2 separate regions of the Homo sapiens genome follow, and region 2 is linked to region 1. A link is an interaction called in ENCODE POLR2A ChIA-PET data of the cell type or tissue named here. Cell type or tissue: OCI-LY7. All regions are shown on one strand. Links, peaks and the distances in the headings refer to the core of each region. The heading gives the core; the rest is flanking DNA.

Region 1 (10,197 bases), core at 1,367-9,366:
TTATAAGTGGGAGCTAAATGATGAGAACACGTGGACACATAGAGGGGAACAACACACACTGGGGCCTATTGAAGGGTGGAGGATGGGAGGAGGGAGAGGATCTGGAAAAATCATTATTGGGTACTAGGTTAATACCTGGATGACAAAATAATCTGGATGACAAAGCCCTGAGACACAAGTTCATCTGTATAACAAACCTGCCCATGTAGCCCTGAACTTAAAAGTTAAAAAAAAAAAGCATATGAAATTCTCATTTTAGCATCCGTAAGTAAAGCTTTCTTGGCCCACAGCTGTACTCATTTATTTACAGTTTATCTACAGCTGCTTTCCTCTTAAAATGGCAGAGTTGAGTAGCTGCCTCCAAACAGAAAATATTTACTATATGGCCCACTTCAGAAAGTTTGCTGCCCCCTGGTATCAACAAAGTGGTTTTCAGAAGGAACCCTGAGGCGCAGCATGGAATGTGTAGACACGTAAAAATTATGACAATGGACTGACGTGGATTTACAAGCCTAACTTCTCACAGGATGTAATTCCTAGTGGAACACCTTACATGAGCAGAAAAAACAAAAATCTGGAGGAAAAAAAAACAAAGATGGAAAACCTGAACTTTGTGAACTTTTGGAGAGTAGAGCGTGAAGACTGAAGAAATATTGTACATATTGCCAAGATGTGCCCTTTCTCCATAGCACACTTTCCTTCTTAAAGTGGAGCTGGGCAGTCTGGAGGTAAACACTAACCCTGTGCTGATTGACTGATGTATGATGGACATATAACTGTGATTCTAGTCTGAGTAGGAAGTGATGAGAATGGCCTTTGAATGTCTAGTATCTGAAAGCAAACATACATTAGGGGTCCCGTGAGAAGGCTGAGTATCTATCCCTCCATCAATGGCCCCTTAGAAATACTACGGTCACGCTTTAAAAAAGCCTGCCTCCACCTTTGATTTTATAGATATTTTAGTCCATTTGGAAGGGGATAACTAAGATTTAAGTTTCAATACTTGTTGTGACCCCTCCATCAGGGAAGAGATTGGCAGTAGCAGAAGAGGGATGTGGCTAAGAACAACGGTCATCCTTTCTCATTTCCAGAGTGTGTGTGTGTGTCGTGTGTCTCATGTTTTATTTTGGGATATTCTCTTGGTATGGTAGTTCATGTGCATAATTTATAAATATGTAATACATTTTGGTATATATTTGTGTATTCACACTTTTTATGGATACTTCTGTTTGTGTTATCAGTTTACACGTGTCTTGACTTAATTTTCTGTTCCTGTATAACAGATTAGCACATATTCAGTGGCTTCAAAAAACACATTTGTTATTTCATTGTTTCTTCCATTAGAAGTCTGGAAATGGCTTAGCTGGATCCTTAGCTCAGGGTCACACATGGCTGAAATCAAGGTGTCAGCCTGGGCTGGATTCTTATCTGGAAGCTTGGGGTCATCTTCCAAGCTCAAGTGGTTGTTGGCAGAATTCTTTGTCTTGAAGTTGTACAACTCGTGATGACTTGCATCTTCAAGGTCAGCAGAAGAGAGTCTCTATGATTCAGAGAAGGCCTAAGCCCTCTTTTAAAGAATGTCCAACTGATTAAGTCAGGCCCACCCTGGATAATTTTCCATTTGATTCCTTAAAGCTGACTGATTTGGGACCTTAATCACATTTGCAAAACTCCTTCAATTTTGCCATAAAACCTAACATAATCAGGGAGTGACATCGATCACCTTTGTCAAATAACATAACCGAAGAATCATGGTGTAACACCACAGGGCTGAGATTATAGGCACCTGTTGAGCAAGACAAGAGTCAGAGAAATCCAGCTTTAGATCTTAGCTCTCCCACTTTCTAGCCATGTAATTGCACAAGTGACTTAACCTCTCCATGCCTCAGTACTTTCAACTGTAAACTGGAGATCATTCTAGCAACGTGCTAGCATTCTAACACCTACCAGTTTGGGCTGGCTTTGGAATTAAGATTATACTTACAAGAGGTCTAACAGTGTGACTGACAAATAGCAAGTGGTCAATAGGCATCAGATATTTCATTAGATATTCATTTTCATGCATACATATATTTTATTCATAAAACAGAAAAATAATATGAACCGGAATACATGTCACTGGGTCTCCAAGAAAGCAAGACAAAAAAGGCGAAATTAGAATGCAAACTGTCTCATTTCATATTACTTTTGTGGTAAGAACAAGCTAGTTCAATAAGTGGCACTTTAACACAAAGTGAGATACTGTAAAAGCATGTGCATTCAATAACTCTCAGTTGAATTTAAATCTGGACAGAAGTACTTGCTTCTAAATTGTTAGTGGATTCATTGACTTATTTTCCTAGGCTCAAATCATTTATTTAACCAAATTATTCCTTTCCCTTTAGTGTTACCCACAGAAGTATTTTCACATAACAAACATTAGTTTGCCCAGGCGGCCCCTCCCTTCTTCCCCACTCTAAGATAAAGTCTGTTAATATGAAACCAATAAAGTCAACGTGGAAGTACACTTGCCAAAGATCTTGATAAAGTGCTGTGTAGCAAATGGACAAATATGAATAACAAATCCAGGACCTGCAGTTTCTGTACTGAAAAGTAGTTCTGATCCACCTCCTAGTTTCAAGTTAAAAGCCTGCACTAAGCTCTTCTTCTATGAAAGGGAGGAGGAAAAAACAAACACAAACCCCCCAAACAAGAAATCCCTCCCCAAAACACTGCTCTAAATTTGCTCATGTCCTTGGAAGTAAAAAGAAACAATTTCCCCTGATTACAGATTTCCTGATACGCAGAGAATGCACAACCCCAAGTTGCCTCGTGCTCACAACAATGGGGCAGACAGAAATGCACACAGAGCAGGCTTTTGTCCTCTCGGTTATTGTCATCTTATTCCCCAGAATGGCTTCTTGCCTGGTGATGGGCAGAGGGCCTGATTGCTGAGAAACTCTCTTCAGAGGGACTGGTGTGTGGCTGTGGGTGGTGTTTGGGGACACTGGGAAAGGAAAATTCCTGGGAGCAGGGGCTGTACAGTAGCTGCAGTAACTCAGTTGCCCTGGAATTCCTGAAAAGGCTGGGGCTTTGGGCTCTCTTCTATTTCTATCAGAGTGAATAAAAGAGCTAGTTATTCTAAAGCTTTATGGAAAAGGCAAGATAAAGAGGGGGGAGAGAGGGTGAGAGAGAGAGAACTGCATCAATATACAGCAACATTCTGAGTCTCATTGTCAAGTATTGGCAAACTATCCTAAGTGACATATCCAGATGTGGCTCAATTTCTCATAGAAATTTTTTTAGAGGGCAGTAGGAACCAAGAGACTATGGGGTAGGTAGATCATGTCTTGCCTTGCCTGAGGATCCCTGTATATAATCTATTTTTATCATTAAATAATAATAGAAAATAGAATCGTAGAGGCAACCATCCAGAAGTTTCCAAACATCCAAGTGTTTGACATTATGGAAATATATAGATACAGACTTTCTGGGCTTTACATGGGCTTGTTATCTATCCTTATTTTTATTTATTTGTTTATTTATAGGTATTTACATGGAGAGGGTGGGATAGGTGCATCATGAACCAACTTAATTCATTCAACACTCATTTATGAAGCATCTATTGTGTGTAGGATACTGTGAATGTCACACAAACGAAACACAGGAGCCCTCTGGCTTTATTTGCAATCCTATCCCAGAGACTATAAAGCTTGGAAGAAGCATCATTCAAAGCCATATTGACATCCATCCACATCACTCAGCTTCTGGAAAAGTGGGTCAAAAATATTCAATGAGTTACCCAATTCTCGAAGAGAACAAGAGTGAGATAGAATTCGTTGGTAATTCAATAGATTTCGTTAACTCAATTTCCAGTTTACCAACAGCCAAACCAAAGGCTTCTAAAAGGAGTAAGTCAGCTCTCTGACCTACTCTGATCATTTCTGTGTCTTTTGGAGGAAAAAACAACCAGCCCAACTGCTCTTAGTAAGGAAAACTGCAACCCGCCAGTCAGATGCAGATTTCACCTCTGAACCGAGTGTTTGGTTTCACCTACACACTTCCTGCCGGGTGCTTTGCTCATTCAACGTTCAACAGCTGTATCTTTCCCAATTCGATTCATCTCACTTTCTTTTTGGTCATCAGTGGCAAAACAGTATAAAATACCTTTATTACTATCTGACGCTCAGCGTTATACCCAAGATTTATCTTTTTAAAAGCCAAGAGACCATTGCATTTATCAAAAGGAGAGTAGTGGGTGCCACTGGGGGCTCATATTGCCAGTGGATATTGTGAATTACATTAAGAAGATCTGAGAACAAATGTCTTCTGATATCACCTTCTCATATTTGATTACCACTATTTCATGAGTGCCTTTTATTTTCCTTCTAAACATTTGTGGCATTGTTTTTTTTTTTAAGCAACAGCCAACCTAATATATATTATTTGTGCCACGTGTGGTATTATTGCTAAGACACTCTATGCGGGTTCTGGTGCAATTTTAGTCTTATATTTCTGAGTTGTTAGAGCCATTTAAGTAGCTTGCCTATGGGGGAATCCTTAAAACAGCTCTGAATACCTTAGAGAGGTACATTTTAAGTAAGGCTGCATCATCATTTTGGCTATGAGAGTTCCTGGGATGTGGGGGAAAGGATGTTAAATCAGAACCCTCACATTATTTAAATGTTTTCATGAAGGATATAATCAAGTGTGCCTCTTGATTCTATTTGAAGATGTGCCAAGCGGCAGGGGCCCTCTTGACAAAAGCGGCCAGGAAGTGACTTTTTACTCCCCAGCGACAGCATTTTCAAATTGCTCTTTTCTGCTCAATAAAGGCTAAAAAGGAAGTGAAACCTTTTGTCATATTCTGCACCACTGATTTTTTCCAGACGAGCAGAAATGCCTGCCTGTATATCCTTCTAAGGACTGGCTAAGAAAGGGTGGAAAATAACAGGCAAGAAATGTATCTGTTTGAGTGTCTGTTCTTTGGTTTGGCTATGAAGTAAAACCCAAAAACGACATTGAATTTGGCATTGGAAACTGCAGTGCCATTGTTGCTTTGGGACTGGCTTAACAAGCCCACAATATTCTAGAAGCATGTGCCCGTCCCAGGAGCCGACTCAGCCATTTCTCAAACATGAAGAGGACTGGGCCGTGCAGTCCTGTTTCCTCTTCCTGATCTTTGTAGTAGTTACAAGCTGAACAGAAACATGCAAATAAAAATCGAGAACCCTAAAGAGTAAGAAAATCATTTCCAGAAAGACTGATAATAAATTTCAAGCCATCAGCTCAAATATCACTGATTTAAGTGCATTTGTTCCAGCTCTTTTATAGAATGTGAGGTTAAATACACAAACTTGATATTAGAGTTGTCCCTGTACTAATTCCCGCATGCGATTCTTTTAAAAAGAAAAATAAAATAGAATGATTTTTAAAAATCTCATCTAGAATGAGAAAACATAAAGTGCTTTTGGCTTTCCTTTCCCTGATTTTGAAGGGCTTTTTTTTCCGCTTTTCCTTTACTTCCCTACCTTAAAGATGTTTAAATTTAAGCCAGGTGTGAGCTCTGAGAGAGATCGAAGCTGCATTTTATTTACCTTTGTAGCTCAGACAACCAGAAATGGTAGCGTTAGTATTTGTGGAATGAGTCTTCACCTGACTTATCCTGAAGGGATGCATCTTCTACTTAGGATAATGTTAGATTTGAATTTTACAAGATCCTGAGTCAGTAGTCTGTCATCCAGGCTGCAGTGCAGTGGCACAATCATGGCTCACTGCAGCCTGGACCTCCCAGGCTCAAGTGATCCTCCTACCTCAGCCTCCCAAGTAGCTGGGACTATACGTGTGCACCACCATGCTCGGCTAATTTTTACATTTTTTGTAGAGAACAGGTCTCACTACGTTGCTCAGACTGATCTGGAACCCCTGGCTTCAAGTGACCCTCTCACCTCAGCCTCCCAAAGCGCTGGGATTACAGGTATGAGCCACTGCACCCCACCATTATCATTATTTTAGAGTGTACTCCTACATATAGATATAAAGTTAAGTGTAAAACAGCCTCACGCAGGTCCTTCAGGAGGTATCCAGAAGAAGGCATTGTTATCATAGGAGATGACAGCTCCATGCCTGTTACTTCCCCTGAGGACCTTCCAGTGGGACAAGCTGTGGAGGTGGAAGACAGTGAGATTGACAATCCTGAGCCTGTGTAGGCCTAGGCTAATGTCTGTGTTTGTGTAAAAACACACACAAAAATAAAATAAAAAGTTTGAAAATAGAAAAAAGTTTACAGAATAAGGATATAAAGAAAGAAAACATTTCTGTACAGCTGTACAATGTATATTTTAAGCTGTTATTACAAAAGAGTCAAAAAGCTAAAAAAATTCGAAGGTGTATAAAGTAAAAACGTTACAGTAAGCTAAGGTTAATTTATTATTGAAGAAAGAAAAATATTTTAAACATAAATTTAATGTAGCCTAAGTGTACAGTGTTTATAAAGTCTACTGTAGTATACAGTCATGCCCTGTGCCTTCACATTCACTCACCACTCACTGACTCACCCAGAGCAACTTCCAGTTTTGCAAGCTCCATTTGTGGTAAGTGCCCTATACAGGTGAACCATTTTTTATCTTTTATACCATATATTTACTATACTTTTTCTATGTTTAGATATACAAATACTCACCATTGTATTACAGTTGCCTACAGTATTCAGTACAGGAACATGCTATACAGGTTTGTAGACTAGGAGCAATAGGTTATACCATCTAGACTAGGTGTGCAGGAGGCTACACCAACTAGGTGTGTGTAAGTACCTCTATGATCGAACAATGATGAAATCACCAAACGATGCATTGCTCAGAACATAGCCCCATTGTTAAGTGATGTGTGACTATAATTACACTACTGGGATTACATTTGGGAGAAGTAAGGTCTTCCTTTCTCTTTTTATGAGTTGGAAGATGTATTGAGAAAATCTGCCTTCAGCTGCTATAGTGGTGAGGTGGTGGTAGTTCTCTCTTGCTTCCTGTTAATCATTTACATTTATATGGCCTATTACAACAAAACATTTCAAAGAACCTCATAAACGTGAGGATTGATTCAATTAAACTGTACTTCTGGTCTCTGGGATGAATATGACAATGTTTTGTTCATCTCAGAACTGGAAAATTAAGGCCCAGAAGTTGTAAAGATATTTCTCATTCCAAATTCTGCATATATATATATTATATGAATAAATAATTCAAGAGAGTGAGGAAAAATCATATTTTTTTCTCCTTTGAGCTGGAAACAAAAACCCTTTGTACAGATTTTGATGATTCTTACTTCCTCCAAACCTTAGCTTTATTCATATGTTCTGCAAACTAAACCACCATTATGAAACCAACTGAAACTGTGATCACAGGAGGCCATAAATAAATTAGCTAAAGAATTAAAATCCTCCTGGTCAGGGATTAAGCCTTTTATGATCTTTCTCCTCTATGAAAATACCTTAATCTCTCCTCCTCTGAATTTTCCATTTATATTGCTTATATCAACGGTTCTTAATTTTAAAAACGTGACCCCTCTTCTTGCACTCTGAATTTTTATGTCCTCGCAAAAGATATCATAATTCTTTTTTAGAAATTACAACTGTATCTAATAGGAAAGCTAAGGAATGGCATTCATGTGATTTTTTTTTCTTTTCTTTTGAGGCAGAGTCTTGCTCTGTTGCCCAGGCTGGAATACAGTGTTGCGATCTCAGCTCACTGCAATCTCCGTCCCCCGAGTTCAAGCGGTTCTCCTGCCTCAGCCTCCTGAGCAGCTGGGATTATAGGCACCTGCCACCACGCCCAGCTGATTTTTGTATTTTTATTAGAGACAGGGTTTCACCATGATGGACAGGATGGCCTCGAACTCTTGATCTTAAGTGATCCGCCCGCCTCGGCCGCCCAAAGTGCTGGGATTACAGGCGTGAGCCATTGTGCCTGGCCGGGAAAAATACATTTTTGATATCGAATATCTCAGTCCCTTTTATAACTCTGTAAGCCCCGGGGAGTCTGAAATGCACAAGCAAAAATCTCTGGCTGATTTCAGTCAGCCATTTGGGGGCTTATTTGCTTTGTTTTCTAATTGCTTCTCAACATTTAGTTTGAGAGGATAGAAATTAGGCCATTTTTTTCATCTGTTATAGGACTGGCCACACAGTAGTGCTTCAGAAACTAGTTGCTCATTTATTGCTTGGTCCATTCTCTTGATTTTCTTTTGCCTGGGAGGAAACACTGCACTGACCTTTCAACCAAATATTTGGGTGCTGCAATTTTTTTTTTTTTTTTTTTGAGACGGAGTCTCGCTCTATTGCCCAGGCTGGAGTGCAGTGGCGCGATCTTGGCTCACCACAACCTCTGCCTGCTGGGTTCAAGCAATTCTCCTGCCTCAGCCTCCCGAGTAGCTGGGACTACAGGTATGTGCCACTATGCCCGACTAAGTTTTTGTATTTTTAGTAGAGACGGGGTTTCACCATGCTGGCCAGGCTGGTCTTGAACTCCTGACCTTGTGATCCACCCGACTCAGCCTCCCAAAGTGCTGGGATTACAGGCTTGAGCCACCACGCCCAGCCGCAGGCTGTTGCAATAATTTTTTTTTTTTTTTTTTTTTTTTTTTTGCGACGGAGTCTCGCTCTGTCACCCAGGCTGGAGTGCAGTGGCGCGATCTCAGCTCACTGCAAACTCCGCCTCCCAAGTTCAAGCAATTCTCCTGCCTCAGCCTCCTGAGTAGCTGGGATTGCAGGCGCCCGCCACCACGCCCAGCTAATTTTTGTATTTTTAGTAGAGACAGGGTTTCACCATGTTGGTCAGGCTGGTCTTGAACCCCTGACCTCGTGATCCACCGACCTCGGCCTCCCAAAGTGCTGGGATTACAGGCATGAGCTATCACGCCCAGCTGCAATATTTTAAATATATTTTAGTATAAAGTGAAGGGCCTCTGACGTCCATCTAGTAAGAATCGGGCCACATATTCATAGACTGACAGTTTCAATCTTTGCAGACTTTGTCCTTTGAAGTTTGCTTTGCTTTCTCTTTTCACACTTTGGTAGCATCTTTCAGTTCTCTGCTGCTCCAGAGAGGAACATTATGGCCTCTTGATTGGATGGATAAAGGGTCCAGCCCTGACCCATTGGCTGCTAGAAGGGCCAGGGGCAAAAAGATGACCCCATTAACCACCTTTTCCACCTGTACTTCAGTCTTACTTGCAAATTGTTTTTTCTCATGTCTTTTCATCATAGTCTATACAATCATCTTGTCAACAAGTTATCGTAAAAATTGTTGAAAAGGATCTATTAATTCTCAGCCCAGAGGCTGTCCTTTGGATTTCTTTGTGACTATTGCTTTGGTCTTACATGTGGCTGATATCAGCTTGTTTTGAAAATCCAAACACTAGTCCACATTTTCACCTAGTAAAGTCATTGATGCCTTCTTTGTGGCCAGTTATAAGGAGCTTTTTCATCTAATTCATGATGACCCAGGAACCTTACCTCCATGACAAAAATGTTCCTGGAACTCAGCTTCCCAACGTCATCTCTACTTCAGTTCTTTAGGTTGCCAGATGTTGAAGATAAATCACTTTAACTGTGGTTGCATAGAATTGGTTGGGAATCACATGAGTTTCTTCATGTAAAAACTACCAAGACCTCTGCTTTGGGTCTAGATCCTGGTTTATGCTGCCTTCTTCAAAACTAAGGGGAGATGCTGGGACTTGCTGTTAGCTCCATTTTTTTTTTTAATTGCATGATTCTCTGACTTTGCTGAGGAGTTGTAGATCCAAGTTCAAACATACATTGGCAACTACACCCAAATGCAGCCAAGATACAAGGGTCTACATGTGATACAGGGTCTAATTAGCCATGTGACTTTGGACAGGTCATTCTCTCTGGCTTTGATTTTCTCATTTGTAAAATGATGTATTAAATTGGGGCAAAAGTAATTGCAGTTTTTGCCATTAAAAGTAATGAATTCGGTTCTTCCTAATAATTGAATTAGGTTCTTTCCAGGCCCTTTTCTGGTTCTTTCCATTTCTAAAGGTCTATGATGAATAGGCCAACCATGTCATCATGGGTTCCAGCGCAGCACCCTAGAGCCCCACACCTCATTCCTGGCAGGCACGCACATCTCCAAATAGGGCTCCTTAGTTTTTAAAGAAGGGAAAACGGATAAGGAGAACTGAAACCCACATACTTTCAGT
Region 2 (10,197 bases), core at 1,325-9,324, 140 kb after region 1:
CAGTGGGGTGTTAAAGTCTCCCATTATTATTGTGTGGGAGTCTAAGTCTCTTTGTAGGTCACTCAGGACTTGCTTTATGAATCTGGGTGCTCCTGTATTGGGTGCATATATATTTAGGATAGTTAGCTCTTCTTGTTGAATTGATCCCTTTAGCATTATGTAATGGCCTTCTTTGTCTCTTTTGATCTTTGTTGGTTTAAAGTCTGTTTTATCCGAGACTAGGATTGCAACTCCTGCCTTTTTTTGTTTTCCATTTGCTTGGCAGATCTTCCTCCATCCTTTTATTTTGAGCCTATGTGTGTCTCTGCACGTGAGATGGGTTTCCTGAATACAGCACACTGATGGGTCTTGACTCTTTATCCAATTTGCCAGTCTGTGTCTTTTAATTGGAGCATTTAGTCCATTTACATTTAAAGTTAATATGGTTATGTGTGAATTTGATCCTGTCATGATGATGTTAGCTGGTTATTTTGCTCGTTACTTGATGCAGTTTCTTCCTAGCCTCGATGGTCTTTACAATTTGGCATGATTTTGCAGTGGCTGGTACCAGTTGTTCCTTTCCATGTTTAGCGCTTCCTTCAGGAGCTCTTTTAGGGCAGGCCTGGTGGTGAAAAAATCCCTCAGCATTTGCTTGTCTGTAAAGTATTTTATTTCTCCTTCACTTATGAAGCTTAGTTTGGCTGGATATGAAATTCTGGATTGAAAATTCTTTTCTTTAAGAATGTTGAATATTAGCCCCCACTCTCTTCTGGCTTGTAGAGTTTCTGCCGAGAGATCCGCTGTTAGTCTGATGGGCTTCCCTTTGTGGGTAACCCGACCTTTCTCTCTGGCTGCCCTTAACATTTTTTCCTTCATTTCAACTTTGGTGAATCTGACAATTATGTGTCTTGGAGTTGCTGTTCTCGAGGAGTATCTTTGTGGCGTTCTCTGTATTTCCTGAATCTGAATGTTGGCCTGCCTTGCTAGATTGGGGAAGTTCTCCTGGATAATATCCTGCAGAGTGTTTTCCAACTTGGTTCCATTCTCCCCGTCACTTTCAGGTACACCAATCAGATGTAGATTTGGTCTTTTCACATAGTCCCATATTTCTTGGAAGGTTCGTTCATTTCTTTTTATTCTTTTTTCTCTAAACTTCCCTTCTCGCTTCATTTCATTCATTTCATCTTCCATCGCTGATACCCTTTCTTCCAGTTGATCACATCGGCTCCTGAGGCTTCTGCATTCTTCACGTAGTTCTCGAGCCTTGGTTTTCAGCTCCATCAGCTCCTTTAAGCACTTCTCTGTATTGGTTATTCTAGTTATACATTCGTCTAAATTTTTTTCAAAGTTTTCAACTTCTTTGCCTTTGGTTTGAATTTCCTCCTGTAGCTTGGAGTAGTTTGATCGTCTGAAGCCTTCTTCTCTCAACTCGTCAAAGTCATTCTCTGTCCAGCTTTGTTCCGTTGCTGGTGAGGAGCTGCGTTCCTTTGGAGGAGGAGAGGCACTCTGCTTTTTAGAGTTTCCAGTTTTTCTGCTCTGTTTTTTCTCCATCTTTGTGGTTTTATCTACTTTTGGTCTTTGATAATGGTGATGTACAGGTGGGTTTTTGGTGTGGATGTCCTTTCTGTTTGTTAGTTTTCCTTCTAACAGACAGGACCCTCAGCTGCAGGTCTGTTGGAGTTTGCTAGAGGTCCACTCCAGACCCTGTTTTCCTGGGTACCAGCAGCGGTGGCTGCAGAACAGCGGATTTTCGTGAACCGCAAATGCTGCTGTCTGATCATTCCTTTGGAAGTTTTGTCTCAGAGGAGTACCCGGCCGTGTGAGGTGTCAGTCTGCCCCTACTGGGGGGTGCCTCCCAGTTAGGCTGCTCGGGGGTCAGGGGTCAGGGACCCACTTGAGGATGCAGTCTGCCCGTTCTCAGATCTCCAGCTGCGTGTTGGGAGAACCACTGCTCTCTTCAAAGCTGTCAGACAGGGACAGTTAAGTCTGCAGAGGTTACTGCTGTCTTTTTGTTTGTCTGTGCCCTGCCCCCAGAGGTGGAGCCTACAGAGGCAGGCAGGCTTCCTTGAGCTGTGGTGGGCTCCACCCAGTTCGAGCTTCCCACCTGCTTTGTTTACCTAATCAAGCCTGGGCAATGGCGGGCGCCCCTCCCCCAGCCTCACTGACGCCTTGCAGTTTGATCTCAGACTGCTGTGCTAGCAATCAGCGAGACTCCGTGTGCGTAGGACCCTCCGAGCCAGGTGCGGGATATTATCTCCTGGTGCGCCGTTTTTTAAGCCCGTCGGAAAAGCACAGTATTAGGGTGGGAGTGACCCGATTTTCCAGGTGCCGTCTGTCACCCCTTTCTTTGACTAGGAAAGGGAACTCCTTGACCCCTTGCGCTTCCCGAGTGAGGCAATGCCTCGCCCTGCTTCAGCTCGCGCACGGTGCGCTGCACCCACTGTCCTGCGCCCTCTGTCTGGCACTCTCTAGTGAGATGAACCCGGTACCTCAGATGGAAATGCAGAAATCACCCGTCTTCTGTGTCGCTCACACTGGGAGCTGTAGACCAGAGCTGTTCCTATTCGGCCATCTTCAATCTTGGTTTTTTCATCTGTACAGTGGGAATGGTAAGACTTAACTTACTACTCTATAGAACTGGTTTAAGATCAAACAAAAATATGTGTTCAAAGAGCTTGTTGTAATAAACATAGTTATCCTTATTGTTAAAAGCTACCCCATTCTGGATGCCAACTGTAAAGGGTGCTTTATATACATTAACTGGGATCACATAAAGAGCCACACAGCTGTTGGTTATTAGGAGCATGTATGACAAATACTGTCACTTGCATACCAATATCTCTTCATCCCTTTCTTCCATGCTAACATAATCTCAATTCTCTTTGCAGTAGCAGTATGCCCAGCTCTGTTCCCTAGACCTTCTTGTAGCTAGGAGAAGCCATGTGACCTGATTCTGGGCAATGAGACCTAAGCAGAAATCTTCCAGAAAGCCTTTGCCTCTGTGATAATAATGGCAGCAGCCACTCCAGCCGGCCTGCTGCTACCATCACACTGCCTGCAGCAGGGAGGCGCAGCTGAGGCTGCAGCTCTGTGGAGCCGGTGGGACCCCACCCCTTTTGAGTTGGGGCAGGAGCTCCCTGGGTGCTGCTGCAGCCACCCAAACCTTGGCTGCAGACCCAGGGCTCCCACTCCATGGAGCAGGTGGGAGACCTGCCCTCCTAGGCGCAGCTGCATCTGCCCAAACTGCAGCTTTAGACCCAGGCATCCTTGTACTCTTGGGGGCCTGGGAAGGCCCCCGCCCTGCTCTCACAGGCTTGGAAGTGCCCGGTCCCACTGCCTGCTTTCTCCCTGCCGTTGGCACCTGCTCCAATCTCGGATCAAAGTTGGGCCGAGCCCAGGCACCATGAGCAACAGTGGGAGGCAGACAGGTTCCTGGGCAGAAGGGGGTGGGTCCCCAGTGAAGCCCCACCTTCAGGCTGGGGAAGACCTGAAGCCTGGGGACTGGGCTACCAGTCCTATGGACCAGAAGGGCGGGTTGTGGTGCTTTTTCCTGGGCCCGCCCATGGCTGCACATGAACCAGTCAGCACACACTTCCCCCTCTGAGGCCCATAAAAGCCCCAGGCTCAGACAGAGCAGAGCAGATGAGGGGACTACCATCTGCAGAGAGGAGCTACCCTCTCACCCTCTCTGCTAATAGCAGGAGACATCAGGATGACCAGCTGCATAGAGGAGCTACCCACTCTAGGGCCTCCTCCCTCGTAAGAGCTTCAGAGACGTACAGAGATGATGGGATGAACTGCCTGCAGAAAGGAGCTTCCCACTCCAGGGTCTCCCCTCTGCTAGGAGCTGAACACTCAATGGGACACTTTGGCTGTGGAAAGGAGCTGCTCCTGCAGGTCTTCTGTGAGCTACTCTATTGCTCAATAAAGCTCCTCTTCATCTTGTTCACCCTCCACTTGTCTACATACCTTATTCTTCTTGGTTGCAGGATAAGGACTCAGGACCTACCGAATGGCAGAACTAAAAGAGCTATAACATAAACAGGGCTGAAACGTGCCCTGTGCTCACCACGCTGTGGGTGAAGAGAAGGAGAGAAGAGATGCAGCCACTCAGGGAGCCCAGACCTGGGAGCTCCCCGAGCCCAGGCTGTGACTCCCTCTTTGAGGTCCTGTGGTTTCTGGTGTTTGCTGAGCTCCTGAACACCACCACATTCCCTGGTGCCAGCTGGGGAAGCTGCTTGCCATGCACATGGTCAAGCCACAGCCTCACAGAGAGCCAGTGTCTGTTCCAGCACCTGGAGCTGCCCGCCCCACTGCAGCAGCCAGCATGCCTGACTGTGTGCAGTGGCCGGACCCCATGCTTGCTCGTTCACACACCCCCTGCCACTCCCCACCTGGCTCACCCTTGGCAGGTGTGGGATCCAGGCTGGTAGTGTGAACCAAGCACAGCCTGCCAGGCCAGGTGAGCAGAACGAGGTGAGCAGGCCTGAGCAAAAGTCAGGCAAAGGCACCACTGGCCACAGAGTTTTCTGGCCAGAAAAGCAACACCCCAAAGATCCCATGAAAATAAAAGGAGACTGAGCCAGCTGGTGTGGACTTTCCCTTTTCTCTTCCCATTTTCCTCCTGCTTGAATACAGAAGGGATGCTTGTTACCATGAAAATGAGGGAAAGACTAAGACAACTGCACAGACATGGGCCCAGCCAGAATGGGGCACAGCTTTGATCTGAACATTGACAACTGCCTGTCTTCAAAATTCATGTTACATAAGAAAAAAAAAACCTGTAAGTTTAAGCCATTCAAGTTGGGTTTTCAGTTATTTGCATCTGAACACAACACTAAGCATACAATGTGCATGAAGCAATAAAAGAGCTGTGTCTATGGAAGTTTGGTTAGTCAATTAATGCCACCTTCTCTGTGAAATCCCAGGGACTTTGAGTTCTGGTCTCTGGCTTTACTTTTTTCTTTTTTTAAATTTTTTTGTTTTTGAGACAGGGTCTCACTCTGTCACCCAGGTTGGAGTGCAGTGGCGTGCATGATCATGGCTCATTGCAGCCTCGAATGAGCAAATGATCCTGCACCCTAGGAGCAGGTAATCCTCCCACGTCAGCTTCCCAAGCAGCTGGGACTAAAGGCATGTACCACCATGCCCAGCTAATTTTTTATTTTTTGTAGAGACAGGGTTTCACTATGTCGTCCAGGCTGGTCTCAAACTCCTGGGCTCAGGGGGTCCTCCTGCCTCAGCCTCCCAAAACGCTGGGATTACAGGCATGAGCCACCATGCCTGGCTGGTCTCTGGCTTTTCTTATGGAACCACAATGGCCTCTATAACCTTCTCCCCCCAAAAACTTTAAAAGTTATCTTCCAATGGCCAATTCTTCAAAATTAAGCATGTATTTATTCCCAAAACTAAGATTGGCTCTTGACATGAAGCAACTGTTTCTAAGCACATTATCCATTATTTCTATAAATCATATAAATACTTTGGAATTTAAAATATTCTGCCATTCAACTTAATTGATTTATTACATCTAACATTCACTTGATATTTGCTAAGTGACAGGCTTTTTGGAAAGAAAAGAATAAAACAAATGGCATTCACAGTCCAAGGAAAAAGATAACTGTAAAAATAAATAATTTCAAAAAGACTGAAAGGAAAACCAGCAAAATATTCTTTGTGGTTATCTTGAATAAGAAGGACTCATGGGTGATTTTAATTTTCTTTTTCTGTAGTTGTCTTTCTTTTTCTGTTATCACATTACTGTGAGAATTAAATTTATTAACACATACATTGTGTTATGGTTAGTGCTCAGTACAAATTAGCTGTTAATAAGATGTTTATATGCTCAATTTTATTAACACATTAACACAGAAATATCCTTCCATTACACATGAGTTTTTCAACCAACGAATGAATATATATTTAAATTATTTTTTTAAATTTGATATATATACACAACGGAATACTATTCAGCCTTAAAAAGGGGGAAATGTTGCCATTTGAAATAATATGGGTGAATTTGAAGGACATTATGCTAAGTGAAATAAACCAGGTACAGAAAGACAAATGTTGCATGAACTCACTTATATGTGGAATCTAATAAACTGGAACTCAAAAAAGTAGAAAGTGAAATGATGGTTCCCTGAGACTGGGGGTGGTGGAGATGAATAGGGAGTTGTTGATCAAAGAGTACAAAGTTTCAGATAGACAGGATAAGTAGATTTTGAGATTTATTGCATAGCAGAGTGACTATAGTAAACAATAACATATGTTTCAAAATAACTAAGAGTATATTTCAAATGTCTTACCAGAAAAAATGATAGATAAGTGAGGTAATTGATATGTTAGTTAACTTGACTTAATCATTCCATGTTATAAACATATATCAAAACATCACATTGTACCAGGTATGGGGTTTCTTCATGGGGTGATGAAAATATTCTGGAATTAGAAACTGGTAATGATTGAACAACTTTGTGATCCTAGTAAAAACTGCTGAATTATATATTTTAACAGCATGAATTTTATGATATGTGAATTATATCTCAATTTAAAAATGGATTCTTAGACTGGTTATCTTTTAAATTATATACTATAGGATTAGAGTCCTATAGCAAAGTCAACTCTGTATTTCATAAAATTGTAAGGGTTCCTTTTTCACCATAGTTCTCACTTAGATGTTAATAGTCCCTTAAATGGAAATGACATCGTATTTATATCCACCATGGTTTTTACTGACCTCTGTCTCATGAGTTGTTTTCCCTTCCTTTCACAGTGACATTTGGTGAGCATTTTTACAACTTTCTTCTGAAAGTTCAATAAAGGCCAGGAAATATAAAGCCTAAGATACCTAGTGAAAAATGGTCTCCTAAAATATTTTAATTTTATTAAATTAAAAAAAATAAAGTAATTATTTTATATTTTTGATTTTGAAGTTTTATAAGTTTTATGGTTTGGGTTTTGTTTTTTTTTTTTTTTTTGAAAGGGCTGATCCGGCTTCCTCCCCTTCCTCCTTCTTTCTTTTTATGGTTAGAGGCCCAGAGATTGTAGTGAGGGCAGTAAAACACTCCCAATGCCTGCTGCAAGGCACCTCCCAGGCACAGAGGCAGGTGGAGTAAACACACTGCCTTATCAAAAGATAAAGCCAGAGGTTTGGCCCAGAGGGAGGCTGAGAAGGGCAGTGCCCGGAAGATGAGGGTTTGCCCATGATAAACCATATCCTGGGGCCTCTCTCACTCCCCACAAGGGAGGGTCAATTTCATCATGACCACAGCTCGAAAGAATCATTTTCTATTAGCAAGACATCTCCAGGGTGAGAGCCGATACTGGAGGCCTGTGCTCCCCTCTGCTGTGTGTTTTTTAGACAACATGTCTTGAGGATCTCAAACACTCAAACACTGGTTTGTCATGTCAAGAAGTTTGCTTCAAGTGCCTTCATTGATGGACAGAGAAGGCATTTACTTCCGGGTTCTTGGGCGGGTGGGGGAGGGAGAGGGCACTTTTCTCCTTGAGCCGTGCATGGAAAGTTCAATAAGGAATCAGACTCACTTTGCATGAGGGAGTTTGGGGACTCTCTGTAAGGAATTTTTAATTGTCCCAAGCCTTCTGTAAAGCAGGGATGGCCCTTCACCCAGGGTGGGACAGGGCCACACCTACAGGCCCAGGAATGGCACACTGTGACGGACATTTGACTCACTTTATGTAGCAACCTTGTTCTTGAAAAGTTCTGTTTAAATCAAATTGTACTGGAAGGACTAGCTGCTTAGACGAATCCAGAACTGTATTTCTTCATAACTGGAAAAAACATGGAGACCCCTATAAATCAGCAATTTGGAAAATTAGAATTATTTTAAGATGTGCTACCATTGAAGTCTGTCTGTCTGTACAGGGAGAATGATGAGGGGGATTGAATATCTTTTTTCCTCAATAAACTTGAAGTTGTGTGAGGTCAAAACACTTAGTCTTCATCATTTCACCTCCAGTCCCCAGCCTAGTGCCTAGGGTATCCCAGATATGTGCTAAATGAATGAATACATAAAGATTACATTATTTTCCTTAATAGTCAAAATAACCCTTTGAGGTATGCGTCATTATCTGTTTACAGGCGAGGAAGCTTTGTCTGTTGTGAATTAGCTAATTTGCTCAAGATCGTCCAGCAGATGAGAGCTAAGGATAGGATTAAACTCAAGTCTATGAGTTCTGAATCAATGCAAAAAAATGAGGTGTGGAGGGAAGATACTACGCATCCCGCCTCCATAATCCTACCACTCAAATATAACTAAGTTAACCACCATTCAACTTTTGAAATATTGGTATTAATTCACAAAATAGGTTTAAAGTACTTTTTGTCACATAAATTGCCTTTTAAGGATAATAATATAAAAAGATTATGTCATCACATATTCCTGTATAGCAGTGCTTCCTGAAGTGTGGTCCAAATATCAGCAGCATCACCATCACTTGGGAACTTGATAGAAATACAAATTCCTAGACCCCAACCTAGATTTACTGAATCAGAAACTCTCAGGCGGTGGGGAGGAAAAGCAATCTGTGTTTTATTTAATAAGCTTTCTGGTTTGAGAACCACTGATGTATGGTATTTTATCATATATGTCTTAGCTCTGACTACTATAACAAAATACTACAGACTGGGTGGTTTGAACAACAAATACTTATTTCTCACAATTCTGGAGGCTGGGAAGTCCAAAATCAAGGTTCCTGGTGAGGGCACTCTCCTGGCTTGCAGATGTTTCTTGCTGTATCTTCCCACCTCATATGACAAAGAGGAAGAGAGGGAGATGAGGGCTCCACCCTCATTACATCATCTAAACCTAGTTACTTCCCAAAGGCCCCCACTTCTGAATACTATCACATTGGGGGTTAGGGCTTTAACATATGAATGTGGGGGGAACAAAAACAGGCCACTGAGCAGCCCCTAAACAATATTTTTTCTTATAAAAATTGTGGTCATAAACATCCTTATAACCAAACCTTTGGGCATATCTACAATTATTTCTCTAGGATAGATGTAAGAGATATAATTGCTAGGTCAAAGAGTATGGACAATTGTAAACACCCATGATCTTTTTTGCTACAAGATTACAAGGTCAGTGCAAGGTGGACTGTGGTCTGGAACTAATAGCATCTCATTCCAAAACTTCCTGATGCCCTTGCGCAGGTGACCTCATCAAAGATATGAATATTTCACAGCAGAATTTGGAGCAGGCTGTGGATATCCAGATGCCTGTGCAGGAAACCATTAGGTCATAAGGAAGGTTTTGAGGCTGAAGAAAATGAAGGAGAAAGATAAGATGAAAATCAGAGAGAGCACCCCATAAATAAGCAATAAGCCAAGGAAGTTATAGCAAATTCAGCTCACTTGAGGATCAACTGTGATTAAATTTAAATGCAAGGAAAACCTAAAGCAAAATTTAAACCCCACAATGATGAGGAATTTCATATTAGTGCTTGCATTAAAATTCCTTACTACATACAGATCAGGAAATTATTAAAACACAACATTCCAAACATTGTAAATGTTTCCAGAGACATTTGAGTCATTTTATAAAAATAGACTTTTTTTTTCTTATTACTAAGAGTGGGTATCAAAAGTTAGAAATGGAAACCAGAAACCCCACTCCAGGGTTGGTGATACATGACAAGGGACTTACATGTTTCTTGAGCAAGCCCCTGTTCAGATGAGGGTCATTGTTTGAGGCTCAAATGCCAAAGCAAATGAGAGACAGAACAAAACCAAATTGATCACAAGCTTGTGCCCAGCAGATATTAAGAGCTAGACTGTGGTCTCTCGTAGATACCGCTTCTGACCTGTAAAAAGTGCTGTTGTCCCACAGAACAAAGTTCTATTCACAACTATGTTGCTTCCAGGTGCATGACCTTGGGCCAGATCACTCTCTTAGCCCCCATGTCCTCATTCATAAAGTGAGAACACAGATATCTGCCCTTGTTTATCTCCCAGGATTATGGCGGGCATGAAATAGTAGCTCTGAAAATGCTTCATAAAGAATGGCATAGTGGGCCAGGCATGGTGGCTCACACCTGTAATCGCAGCACTTTGGGAGGCCGAGGCGGGTGGATCATGAGGTCAGGAGATCGAGACCATCCTGGCTAACATGGTGAAACCCCGTCTCTACTAAAAATACAAAAAATTAGCTGGGCGCGGTGGCGGGCGCCTGTAGTCCCAGCTACTCAGGAGGC

What was found. Peaks named below come from ENCODE experiments on the same cell type or tissue, not always from the same donor. Only the 100,000 strongest peaks of a DNase experiment are listed, where the experiment ranks them.
Region 2: POLR2A ChIA-PET joins it to region 1 with 16 read pairs; 2 of 35 experiments call an interaction of 5 or more read pairs at or near these places.

The regions. Positions count from the first base shown.
Region 1 is chrX:12,995,627-13,005,823 of GRCh38, forward strand. No RefSeq gene overlaps it. Among named protein-coding and RNA genes, the nearest start is that of TMSB4X, 26 kb to the left of the region's middle. RefSeq lists a silencer at 8,583-8,632 and an enhancer at 9,083-9,142. In OCI-LY7, for the core only: no CTCF peak of the experiment used is centred there; DNase peaks (open chromatin) are centred at 4,015, 4,785 and 5,095; H3K4me3 peaks cover 2,247 bases; H3K27ac peaks cover 2,196 bases.
Region 2 is chrX:13,135,913-13,146,109 of GRCh38, forward strand. No RefSeq gene overlaps it. Among named protein-coding and RNA genes, the nearest start is that of FAM9C, 96 kb to the left of the region's middle. In OCI-LY7, for the core only: no CTCF peak of the experiment used is centred there; no DNase peak of the experiment used is centred there.